Linked DNA regions of Homo sapiens: region 2 is linked to region 1. A link is a contact called in ENCODE Hi-C or POLR2A ChIA-PET data. All regions are on one chromosome and are shown on one strand. The core of a region is the stretch at or near the end of the contact, and the rest is flanking DNA. Distances in the headings are between cores, read along the strand shown.

Region 1 (5,821 bases), core at 1,232-3,731:
TCTACCTTTATGCTATAAAATTTGGAACAGTAATTTTTTTTTTTTTTTACTGTGTCGCTCTATCACCCAGGCTGGAGTGCAGTGGCACGATCTCGACTCACTGCAATCTTCGCCTCCTGGGTTCAAGTGATTATCCTGCTCAGCCTCCAAAGTAGCTGTAGCTGCGATTATAGGCACGTACCACACCCACCTGATTTTTTTTTTTTTTTTTTTTAGTAGAGACAGGGTTTCACCATGTTGGCCAGGCTGGTCTCAAACTCCTGACCTCAGGTGATCCACTCCCCTCAGCCTCCCAAAGTGCTGGGATTACAGGTGTTAGCCACTGTGCCTGGCCACTCTCTAGCCATTATTTGAAGTCTTCATTGATAAATCACTATCCCTCACATGAGTTTGTGAATTTTGTAATACGTTAAAATTATTTATATTGACTGGAGACCTACAAAAAAAAAAAATCCACCCACCAAAAGGGCAGCTCTGATCTAGATACTGGGATTTCCTGAATGTGGAGGGCAGAAGGGTGGGGGACAAGCCAGCTGACCATGCTGGATAGATCAGGCAATTGGGTGGAAAAGGAAGCAAAGTTGGGATGGGCCTTAAAAATGAGGGAAGAGTGCCCGTGTGGCGTGTGTGCCAGGGGATCTCACTCTGTGGAATGGCAAGGACCGTGGGAATAGAGGTGTGAGAGGTGGGGGGCTGGGGGTTTGGGGGAAGCTCTCTAAGTAGGGCAGTCTTGGCATGGTAGGGGTCTCTAGAGATGAGTGGGTGGAGGTGTAAAGGGACCAGTATTGCAAATGGATCCTCCTGGTGGCGTGGTCCAGGACTTCATGGATGTTGGTGGAGGCCAGCAGGGAAGTGAGAAGGGTGTGAAGGTACACAATGGGAGCATAGGAGATGACCCCATAAGGAGGGGGTGGACAGGTGCTGAGTGGAGGCGTGGGTGGGGAATGAGAGGCCTCCACACTGGGCTGCTGCAGAGGTGGCGTGCTGCGGAAGGGCCGGAGCATGGAGGCCAGTTCCCATCACCACTCTATCCCCACGCCTGGCTCCCAGCCTGGCCAGAGGTCCTTGACTGGGAGTGCTTTGTCTGCCCTACAGACTCGCCTGCCATGTGTGTTGCTCAGCGGGGAGGTGCTGGGGGCCCTGTTCTGGGACAACCATCAGTGTGACACATGTTGAGCCCCTGGGCACATGTGAGCTCTTTTACGAGCTACGTCCTTCAAGTTAGACAAGAAGAAACCAAGGCCGAGAGAGAGAAGAAACTTGACCAGGTTCCCACAGCTTGAATGTGGTGGCGCTGCCTGGCTGGTGCCCCTTCCTGGAGGGAGTCTGTTGTCATGTCCTGGAGGCCAAGGCCTGGATGTGGGATGGTGGGGGCACTCTTTGTGCAGCGGGTCAACACGTGCCCCTTCGGCCTTGGTGGGCCGGACCCAAGGACGGAAGGTGCCCAGGTCTGGGGGCTGAGGGATGGGTGTCCACCGCAGAGCCCTCAGAAATGACTGGTCCTGGATGGCGGTCCCTGGAGAGGCAGCTCCTCTTTGAGTGGTGGGCATATGTGGCCATGCCCAGTCTTGGAGGCGGTGCAGTCCGACCGGCCACCCCGACTGCTGAGACGCAGGACTCAGCACCCAGTGTTGTCCTTGGCCAGGCGGCCAGCCTGCCCTGTGGGGCTTTGGGGTTCTCCTCTCCGAGCTTGTTTCCCCAGCATCCTGGAGAAGCCCAGGGAAAAACCCAGCCTATGTTCCCGCTGTAAACGGCCCACATCCCCTCCAAGCTCCCTTTGTGTGTCTCCAAGCTGGACTGCAGGGATCAGAGCTGTGCTGCCCGTGCAGCACCCACCCGCCCCTGGGAATGAGGGTAATGGGGTCACAGAGCCATCACTTGGACCTTGGCGCCCTCGGCTGGTGGCAGCCAAGGTCTCCCAGCACCCAGGCCGCTGGGAGTCTCTAAAGGGGAGGGGTGGGGCTCGACTGTCCCCTCCCCCTCAAGTTTGCTCTGTCCTGGGCAGGCCGTAGTCCCAGTTGAGAAGCTGTGCCCCCTTGGGTGTTTTGGAGGTTCAGGGTGGGTGCTGAAAAGCCCTGAGGGAGAGCAGAAGGCTCGGGGGCCTGTCTAGGGCATGGCATCCCACGTGGGTGTCAGCACGGCCGCAGAAGAACCACTTCTCTGGCCCACCCATGCCTGCTAGGCCATGCTTCTTCAGAAGTGGCCACAACTCTCCTGACGTCTCCAGAGCCGGTCATTCCACCCAGGGGGACTTCAGCTGCCACTGGACACTTCAATTGTACGCTGCGACCAGTTGCCAGGAAGGAGAGGGCTGGCAAGAGAGCCGCGGCAGCCGTGGCAGGGTGTAGGGGACGGTGGACGGCCAGGGCCCCCCCCTCTCTCTCTTTCTCTCTCTCTCTCTTGCTTGGTTTCTGTAATGAGGAAGTTCTCCGCAGCTCAGTTTCCTTTCCCTCACTGAGCGCCTGAAACAGGAAGTCAGTCAGTTAAGCTGGTGGCAGCAGCCGAGGCCACCAAGAGGCAACGGGCGGCAGGTTGCAGTGGAGGGGCCTCCGCTCCCCTCGGTGGTGTGTGGGTCCTGGGGGTGCCTGCCGGCCCGGCCGAGGAGGCCCACGCCCACCATGGTCCCCTGCTGGAACCATGGCAACATCACCCGCTCCAAGGCGGAGGAGCTGCTTTCCAGGACAGGCAAGGACGGGAGCTTCCTCGTGCGTGCCAGCGAGTCCATCTCCCGGGCATACGCGCTCTGCGTGCTGTGAGTACAACCTGCTCCCTCCCCGGGCACAGATATGACAGAGGGGCTTAGAGGGGGCCCAGCTTTGAGATGGGTTGTTCTTATGTCACAGGACAGAGTGATCTGACATGCACACTTCCCCGCCACCCTGTCATGGACCTTGTCCTTGGAGTTCAGAGAGCTGGTCTCATGGCAGGTTTTGCAGCCTTGGAGCTGTCAGAACCACTCTGAGGCCTGATGTTACACCCCAGCTTCCCATGAGCTGTATGGACCTTGTGGCTTCCTTGGAGTCTGGGGACCGAGAGAAGGGAGTTTGGGCTTTTGGAGCCAGGAGGAAGCTCAGGGCTCTGTGGAGGTGGGTGTGTTAGAGATCAGCTCAAAGATGCCCAGCTCAGAAACCCTGAGAAGAGCAAAGGTGGCAAGGGGGACCCTTCCTGGAGCACCCAGGCTTCGGGCCCCTGGAGGAAGCTGTTGTTTGGCGAGCCAAGAATATGGGGTGAGTTTAATCAAGAAAGGACTTTCCATTCAGTCAGAAGCTGCTTTCAGGGGCCTGAGAGCAGAGGAAGTCACCATTACCACCAGCGAGCAGCCTCTTCTCTCTCCTGAGCACTTGGCTGTGACCGCTGCCCACCCCCCACCCCCTCAATTTGGGTCTCTGTCACCATCAACTCCTCCCACTGCCCGGTTGGGGATGTTACTGAATGTACCAGCTGTGCTAACAATGGAGGAACCAGCCACTTGCTGAAGGTTCCTTTCTAAAACCCCCTTCCTGTCCAGCGTCTGAAGGAGGCCCTTGCCCTGCAGCTCTCGGTCTAATCATAGGGGGGCCTTGCCCTGCAGCTCTTGGTCTAATCATTTTGCCGGGGCCTCAGGCAGTGCCGGAGTGTAGTCAGGGAAATGTGTGTCCACCTGAACATCTCAAGTAGCATCCCTGGGCTGGCAGAAATGTTCCCCCGAGCAGCCAGGGCCTTGTGCTTCTCCAGGCAGGAGGGGAATTGGGTGATGAACCCAGACCTGTTTTGAATACTGACTCACAGCTGGGACCTGTCGTGCTAAGCATTTGTTAGCCCATTTCATCCTCACCACAACCTAAAGTGAAGGTCCTGTTAAAAGCCCCACTTTGCAGATGAGAAATCTGAGGCCCTGGCAGGTTAAGTGAGTGACAACAGTCAAAGCCACGGCCATCTGCCCCCAGAGGCTGCAGCTGAGACCAGCAGCCTGTGGCCCAACCTCTCCTGCTCCCAGTCCAGCGGGGCAGGCATGTAGCCTTGCAGGGCTGGAGAAAGAAGCAAGGGGAGCCACAGTGTTTACAGGGTCAGCTGGGGCACTGGAAACCAAGCCAGGCTCGCAGCTGGTCGCTGGCCTGTGCTGACAGTCTGCAGCCCCACCTCCAAAGACTGGTTTCCTGTGTCCCCTCTCTCATGCCTCAGGGGAAGGAACGCAGGCCCAGGCTGCCTGGACTTCCCCAGTGGGGACCTGCTGCTGCCGGGGCCTTAGAAGGAGCAGGAAGATTCTCTTAGGCCTCTCACAAGCCCAGTCTGACTCCACCTGGCCCATGTGGGTTACTTGGATTTCTCTCCTGGCCCAGTGGGATCTTGTCCTGGCTGTTTGGTGTTGGCTGAGCCGAGGGCTTCCAGGGCCCCATCTCATTAACCTTCAACACAGCCCTTTGACCAGGGCTTGCTTTGTGGTTGCTCAGGTTACAGACATGGGGCGTGGGTCTCTCTGACTCCGAGCCGTGAGCATCTTAACGTCTAGGATTAGCCTGAGCCAGAGTCAGAGCTGGAGAGGCCTTGGAGAAGCTCTGGTGCAACAGCCCTGGCTTTTCAGGAGGTAGACAGAGGGCAGAGAGCCTGAGGCCTTTGTCCACCATGCTGGCTGGGGTCAAAACTGCTGGGATCCAGGCCAGTTCTCGTATTCCTTCCTCTACCTCTTCTCTCTGAACCCTTGTCTGCACTGAGTTCTCTCAGAGTCATGATGGGTGTGCAGTGTCTGCTCCTTAGAGAGGGACCTGTGGTGCCTACAGATGTCCACTATCCTCTCAGCCGAAGCCTCGTCAGCCTCCTATCCTGAGGCTGCTGGGCTGCAAACACCAGGAGTCCCACCCCTTGGCCAGACAAACCCTGGGCTCAGTGTTTCCCTTTCTCCTCTGCTCAGGGTGGGAAGCTTCCCTTCCTGCAGGGTCAGGCTCCACTGTAGGCCGTGGGTTGCTATGGACCTGCAGACTTTCCATACATCTGCAGGCTTCATATGGCTGCCACCCTGGATTTTGCCAATTACGGAGATTTTAAAACTAAAAACTAATTAAATGAATGATAACAAACTGTCATCTTCCAACACCTCATTTCTTGAAAGAAAGCAGCCTTTGACACCAAAAGAGGCAGGAAGGGCATTAAAAAAAAAAAAGCCAGTCATTTAAAGCAAAGAGATTGAACTTCTTGAAAAACAAACCCTACCACCCTTAGTTTTCTGTGTTCCCTGCAGAGTCGCCGTGGCCTGACGGAGACGGCAGAGGCAGACAGTCCCAGGCTGAGGGGTGTGCAGGGCAGCCGGGTTTTCTGCGGCTGCAGAAGTAGCAGGCTTTGCCCCCCTAGCCCTGGAAGCCTGGAGCCACCCTGCTCTAGAAGTGACTGCAGAAGGAAGCCACACACTCACCCTCCTGCCCTAGCAAAGTCCATGGGAAAAGTATACCTGCCCCATGGCCCCTCAGATCACCCAGGTGCCCTGACCTCATCCTGCCTGGGCCCCAGCAGCACTCCCTCCCAGGCCCCCTCTGGTGGGCAAGGGGACAACGGCCGGAGTCTCCACCTGATGGTTTGGGCAAGTGTGCCTGGAGTCTCAGGAACTGAGAGCAGCCTCACCAGGGAGGGGCCTTTGTGCTCAGGAAAGAGAACAGGATTTGACTATGTAAATGGACTTGAGCGGGGGTTGGACATCAAAAGACAGGGCTACAGTTCAGTGCCACCCATGTGACTTAGGAGTGCACATTCTGCGCACACCCAGCAAACCCTGCATTTCCTCGAGAGAGGTCAGCCCCGTCACCTACCACTGGGCAGGAAAGCTTTGATCTCACCTCAGCAGCTTGGAAAG
Region 2 (5,821 bases), core at 1,444-3,943, 360 kb before region 1:
TATTACTTTTTTCCTTAAAAATAACAGCTCAAGGGGTAAATTCTTTGGTCTAATGGAGGCACAGAGGCAGTAACACATGGACTGGCAGGAGTTGCAGGTTGGGGAGAAGTGGGTAAGTGTTGGGAACGGCATTGCAGCAGGATGGAACAGCATGTGCAAAGGCTAAAACATAATGTCATGTTTACGAATCTTTTAACATGGGCCTATCTGGAGCACTTAGTTCAGGGGGAAGATCAAGGAGAAGAGAACAACATGGATGATGGGTAGAGTTCTTTTTGATTGTTTGTTTTAGATACAGGGTCTTGCTCTTTTGCCCAGGCTGGAGTGCAGTGGCATGATCATAGCTCATTGTAGCTTTGTATTCCTGGGCTGGTGATCCTCAGCCTCCCAAGTAGCTAGGACTGCAGGTGCACGCCACCACGCCTGGCTAATTATTATGTATTTATTTTTTTTTAGAAATGGGATCTCTCTATGTTTTCCCAAGCTATGGGGGTAGAATTCTGCAGAATGGGACTGTGAAGGGCTCCTTTGAGTTTCTGTATTTCTAACAAGTCTCCACGTGATGTTGATGCTACTGTACCACTTTGAGCGGTAAGGGTATAAAAGTCAAGGGAAGAAAGTGTTTCAGAAGGCCGGGAGCGGTGGCTCATGTCTGTAATCCCAGCACTTTGGGAGGCCGAGGTGGGCGGATCACCTGAGGTCGGGAGTTCAAGACCAGCCTGATCAATATGGAGAAACCCCGTCTCTACTAAAAATACAAAATTAGCCGGGCGTGGTGGCATATGCCTGTAATCTCAGTTACTTGGGAGGGTGAGGCAGGAGAATCGCTTGAACCTGGGAGGCGGAGGTTGCGGTGAGCGGAGATCACGCCATTGCACTCCAGCCTGGGCAACAAGAGCGAAACTGTCTCAAAAATAAATAAATAAATAAATAAAGTGTTTCAGAAAGTAGGAAGAGGCCAATCATATTGAAGACAGGGAAACACGAAGTCAAGATGAGGACTGAAAGACTCCAGTTATCAACCTGTAGGATGGGGTGTTCTTAGGGCAAGCAATAGGCAGATAGGAAAGGACAGAAGCCACATCGGTGTGGTTGATGATTGCATGCCAGGTGTGGAAATGGAGAAAGTGCATATAAACAATTCTTTGGTGCAGCTTGGCTTTGAAAGGGAACAGGGTCGCAGGAGGGAGAATTGGTGTTTTTGATTGTTTGTTTGTTTATTTGTTTTTTTCGAGACGGATTTTCACTCTTGTTGCCCAGGCTGGCGTGCAGTGGCGCGATCTTGGCTCACCGCAATCTCAGCATCCCGGGTTCAAGCGATTCTCCTGCCTCAGCTACCCAAGTAGCTGGGATTACAGGCATGCGCCACCACGCTCGGCTAATTTTGTATTTTTAGTAGAGACGGGGTTTCTCCATGTTGGTCAGGCTGGTCTCAAACTCCCAACCTCAGGTGATCCGCCGCCTCGGCCTCCCAAAGTGCTGGGATTACAGGCGTGAGCCACTGCCCGGCCGAGAATTGGAGGTTTTTGTTTTTGTTTTAGACGGAGTCTTGCTCTGTCGCCAGGCTGGAGTGCAGTGGCGCGATATCGGCTCACTGCAACGTCTGCCTCCCCAGTTCAAGCGATTCTCCTGCCTCAGCCTCCCGACTAGCTGCGACTGCAGGTGCGTGCCACCACGCCCGGCTACATTTTTTTTTGTATTTTTAGTAGAGACGGGATTTCACCGTGTTAGCCAGGATGGTCTGGTCTCGATCTCCTGACCTCGTGATCCGCCCACCTCCGCCTCCCAAAGTGCTGAGATTACAGGTGTGAGCCACTGCGCCCGGCATGAGAATTGGAGTTTTTAACATTCCATTTTAAGATGGGAGACACAAGTAATCTTTAAAGCTGACAGGAAGGATCCTGTAGGAAGGAAGAAGTTGGAGACACAGGCAAGAATGGGATGCCTAAGGATAGAGTTGCTAGATTTAGCAAACACAGGACGCCCAATTAAATTTGAATTTCAGAAAAACAACGAACAATTTTTCAGTGTGTGCCCCAAATATTGCTGGGTGTCTTGTATTTTATCTGTCAATTCCAAAATAGTTCATCTCTAGGTAAAAGGGTTATAGCCCCAGATGTCCTAGGAAGGAATCAGAGCTCTCAAGTCCTTTCCAGCTGTCCCAGTACAACACTCTGAAATGAATTCCCAGTTCTACCAGAACTGTTAACAAGTAGAGAAACTGCTTTGAATTTCAGCTTTTGCGGCTTTCCCATTCGCTCTAGGATGGCAACTGCGAAGAAAAATGCCGGACTAAAAGCTGTGGAAAAGTTCTAATTTGGAAAACCAGCCCGCAAGTGATGCAGAGGCTTTTGAACTGCAAAAGAGCTCTGGGCGTACAGGACAGTGAGTCACACGGTGCCTGGTCCGGGCCCAACCCTGGACACCAACACCACTCAACTCAAGGGCAGGTACCCGGCTGCTGCCAAGGGGTCAGCGGGAGCCTGCGCACTGCCACGGCCCCGCCCTCTTCCAACCTTTCATCCGGGTCTCGGGCAGGGGCGTGTCTGGGCAGAGGGGCGGGTGGTGGCGGAAAGGAAGGATGTCGTGGGAGACTGGAGAGTGGGGAGGGAAGCGGGAAGGGGCGGGGGCGGAGCAGGGGGCGTGGCGGAGCGGGAGCGCGGTCACGTGACGTGCGTGGCGACGTGTCGGCCATCTTGTGTTGTTGAGGCTGAGGACTGACTGGGGTTCTGAGACTCCCTGTCCCGGACCGCAGGTAACCAGCCGTTCCGTGTCGCTCCCCTGCCCGGCTCTGCTCCGCGCCCCGGCCCCGCCGCCGCGTCCCGGGCCGCCTGTGTCTCCGGTCCGCGTTCGCGCCCCTGCTCCTCCTGCCCGAGCTGGCCCGGCCGCATGGACACCCACAGGCCGCTCCGGCCGGCTTGGGCCGTCAGGCGACGGGACAGGTCAGGTGCAGGGCCGGAGGGAGCCTCCTCCTGGGCGAGGGGCGCTGAGGGCCCTGGCGCGTCACGGCCGCGAGGAGCCGAGAAGCCCCTAGGCCAGGGCCTCTTGGCATTGCGAGGGGAGCCGAACAAGGCAGGAGGGTTGTGGGGTGGGCAGTGTCAGGCCGGCTTGCTCGGAGCTGGAGGGCTCGCCTTCCTCTGCTTGCTTCTCCGCGCCAGACACCCGCCCAGTCTCGGGGTGGCCCGGTAACAGCTGCTGCGGCCAGACAGCTGCTCCTGCCGGCTCTCCTGTCCACACCTGGTCCCTGGGAGGTGCGCTCCTGCCTTCCCCACAGAGCATCTGGACGGAGGAGACTCCTTCCGTGGCGAGAGTACTGGGTCTGGACCAGGCCTGAGGCGAGGTGCAGCCACCATGATCGGAACCTTGGGACCGAGGCTGGGAAACTAGAGCCCATGGCAGCCTTGGGGACCCAAATGTTCACATCAGGTTGAAATGGGCATTATCCTTAAGTGTCAGTTTCCAAAAGCACTCTGAATACTTGTTTTGCGACTGAAACATAAATCAAGCGAACAGGGAATGGGGGCATGAAAGAAGCGGAGCGTATGACCGTGTTTGGGAAGCAATAACGTTGTTTTGCAGTTAATTATTTAGTACTGTGTTTTTTATTTTGTTGTTTTCGTTTTCCTGCAAGTCAAAGCACTTAAACACACGTAGTCTCTCTGTAAGAAAGGTAAGTATTCCAGTTTAACTTGCAAGAAATTGAGTATGGGGCTAGAAGCTGTGAACAGCTTCCTTTCTAGAGCTACATACATTGAATTAAGGCAGTTTTGATTCCCAATGTTGTGCCTGGGGAAGGTATTCTTTCTTTATATAGTATGTCCTTTTTAGAATCAAATGACTTCCTAGATTAGAAAAAAAAATTCTGTCATTCTTTCTGTACATTAATTTTGCTCCTTCTAATATTTGTAGCTTTGGCCTTATTTTGTCCATTTTGCCTAGAACACAAATACTTTCTCTTATTCATTGATGGTTTTACGTGTTTTACTAGTTGGTGTAGCAGTTTCTGATGTGCTCAAACTGGAATATGTACTTGGCTTTTACATCAGATGTTGACAACAGAAGAGGACACTAGAAAAGTATTTAAAAGTGGCACGTAACTGGAAAAATGTCACATGATGTTTCTTTCGAAATTTAACATCAAGGAATACACTGGTGATGGTAGTGCTTCACCAGAAAGGAGAGGGCTTCATGACTTTTTGGTACCTGACAGCATTTGAGACTCTTGAGGTTTGGGAGGGAGAAGGAACCATGTGCTTCCATTCATTTGTTTATTCATTCATACATTCATTTATTTGACAGATACCCTGTTGAGCACTTACTACACTGTTAAGTACTGGGAGCAAAACAGACCAAACAATTCCTGTCTGTATGGAATTCATTTCTAGACAGATAAATAGGTAAAATACTTGATGTAGTGGTAAGCGATGTGAAAGAAAAAAATGAGTCAGGGAGATAGAATAATAGGGGTTTGGGGAGGGGTTAATTTTAAGTGCCCTGAGAAGGCCTCATGGAGAAGCTAACACTGGAGGAAAAACCCAACAGAGGTGAAGGTGCTGTTTCTTTAGCTATACTGGGGTAAAAGTGCTCTAGGCTAGGGAGCAGCAAGAGCAAAGACCCGGAGACAAAAGCTTAGGAGCGATTCAGGAGTAGACTGGGAAAAGCATGGAGGCTAGCCTAGGCTGAGAGGCTAGGGTGAGTGGGAGACTGGTGGGAGATGTGTGTACTTACTGTTTGGTACTAAGATGAGATGGATTATTTGCTATCCTGAATTCTTTTTTCTTATCTCTTGTGATTCTTGGAAAGGGAAATCAGATTCTGGAAATTTGGGCCAGCAGCCAGCCTCCCCAACCCCCTTAACTCCCATCCCCATCCGCTAATTTGGAAAAATTTAGGATGCTCAGTATTTCAGGAAATTATAATGAATTATCTTTCTCAAAAGTAAACGTTTTAAAATGAGATTGATGATAAACTGCTTGAAAGTACTTTTCAAAAGCAATTGCTTTACAAGAAGGAGGCTCTTTGGAGATTTCAGGATATTTGAAAATGTAGGGAAATTAGAAATTTTCCTTTCACATTTAGACACATGATTAAGGAACATACCAGGAAGAAAGGTGGAAACAATGTATTAACTCAAATTATCCTTAATCTGGTTAGTAAAGAATTTTTCTTAATACTGTGCTGTCCAGCCCGGAGACTCTTCCTCTAATTCATGTGTATATCCTTCACATTTTACACGTGTAGAACTTTTTGTGCTGAGTTTTTTATTCCTCCACTTTTACCTTTCAGACTAGTTGTCTAGTCTGATACTTAATAGACATATTTTTTTGCAAAAAACATTTTCTGATTTCCTTCCAGTTTATCTCCATATTCTTTTTACTGAGCTTTCATAAATGTCCTCTTTCATTTTAGTTCAGCTGAGGAATTTTAATATTTTGGTTTTGAAATGCTTTTGCTGGTGAGATGCATATGTGAAAAACACTTTGGAGTAGGTTTGCCTCAAAATCATGAGAAGATGGAAATTACAAGGTCAGTGTGTGAATGCAACTCCTTGGCTAAAAGGGAGGCATAGTGATGGTAGTGATGAGGTAGTGTTTTAACTAATTGCCTTTCTTCCTCTTGTTTTTCTATTGTGTTTTTGAAATGACATTTCCAAATTATGTCTTTGATGTCATATCAGCTCATTTGTTTTCATGACTCTGCATTTTAATACTCCATATTGTCTCTTCTCTTTTTGTTGACCTTCACATTGGAAGATGACACTGTTGATAGTGATTGCTATCTGGGAGAACCTTTTTGGGTAAAAAGATTACTACTGTCGCTT

The links. A loop is a pair of places that touch in the nucleus more often than their neighbours do. ChIA-PET counts read pairs that join two places held with the same protein, here RNA polymerase II (POLR2A). Pooled maps may share reads with other maps.
Region 2: a loop to region 1 is called in a map of B cell, with 6 times the contacts of the local background. The contact joins the promoter of GIGYF2 here to the promoter of INPP5D in region 1. A Hi-C loop is called at or near these places in 5 of 168 maps with a recorded cell type or tissue (B cell, CD4-positive, alpha-beta T cell, cardiac septum and 1 more), 16 of 37 single-sample maps with no recorded cell type and 13 of 50 pooled maps. POLR2A ChIA-PET finds 5 or more read pairs at or near these places in 1 of 52 experiments (activated naive CD8-positive, alpha-beta T cell).

Annotation. Positions count from the first base shown.
Region 1 is chr2:233,057,861-233,063,681 of GRCh38, forward strand. INPP5D (inositol polyphosphate-5-phosphatase D) reads left to right here and starts at 2,482. Exons shown (of 27, transcript NM_001017915.3): 1 at 2,482-2,752. The coding sequence starts at 2,619. RefSeq lists enhancers at 2,157-2,436, 3,037-3,126, 4,213-4,806, 4,807-5,400, 5,413-5,522 and silencers at 2,637-2,716, 4,787-4,836.
Region 2 is chr2:232,694,638-232,700,458 of GRCh38, forward strand. GIGYF2 (GRB10 interacting GYF protein 2) reads left to right here and starts at 2,694. Exons shown (of 29, transcript NM_001103146.3): 1 at 2,694-2,755. RefSeq lists enhancers at 2,501-3,197, 3,198-3,892 and silencers at 2,547-2,636, 2,667-2,996.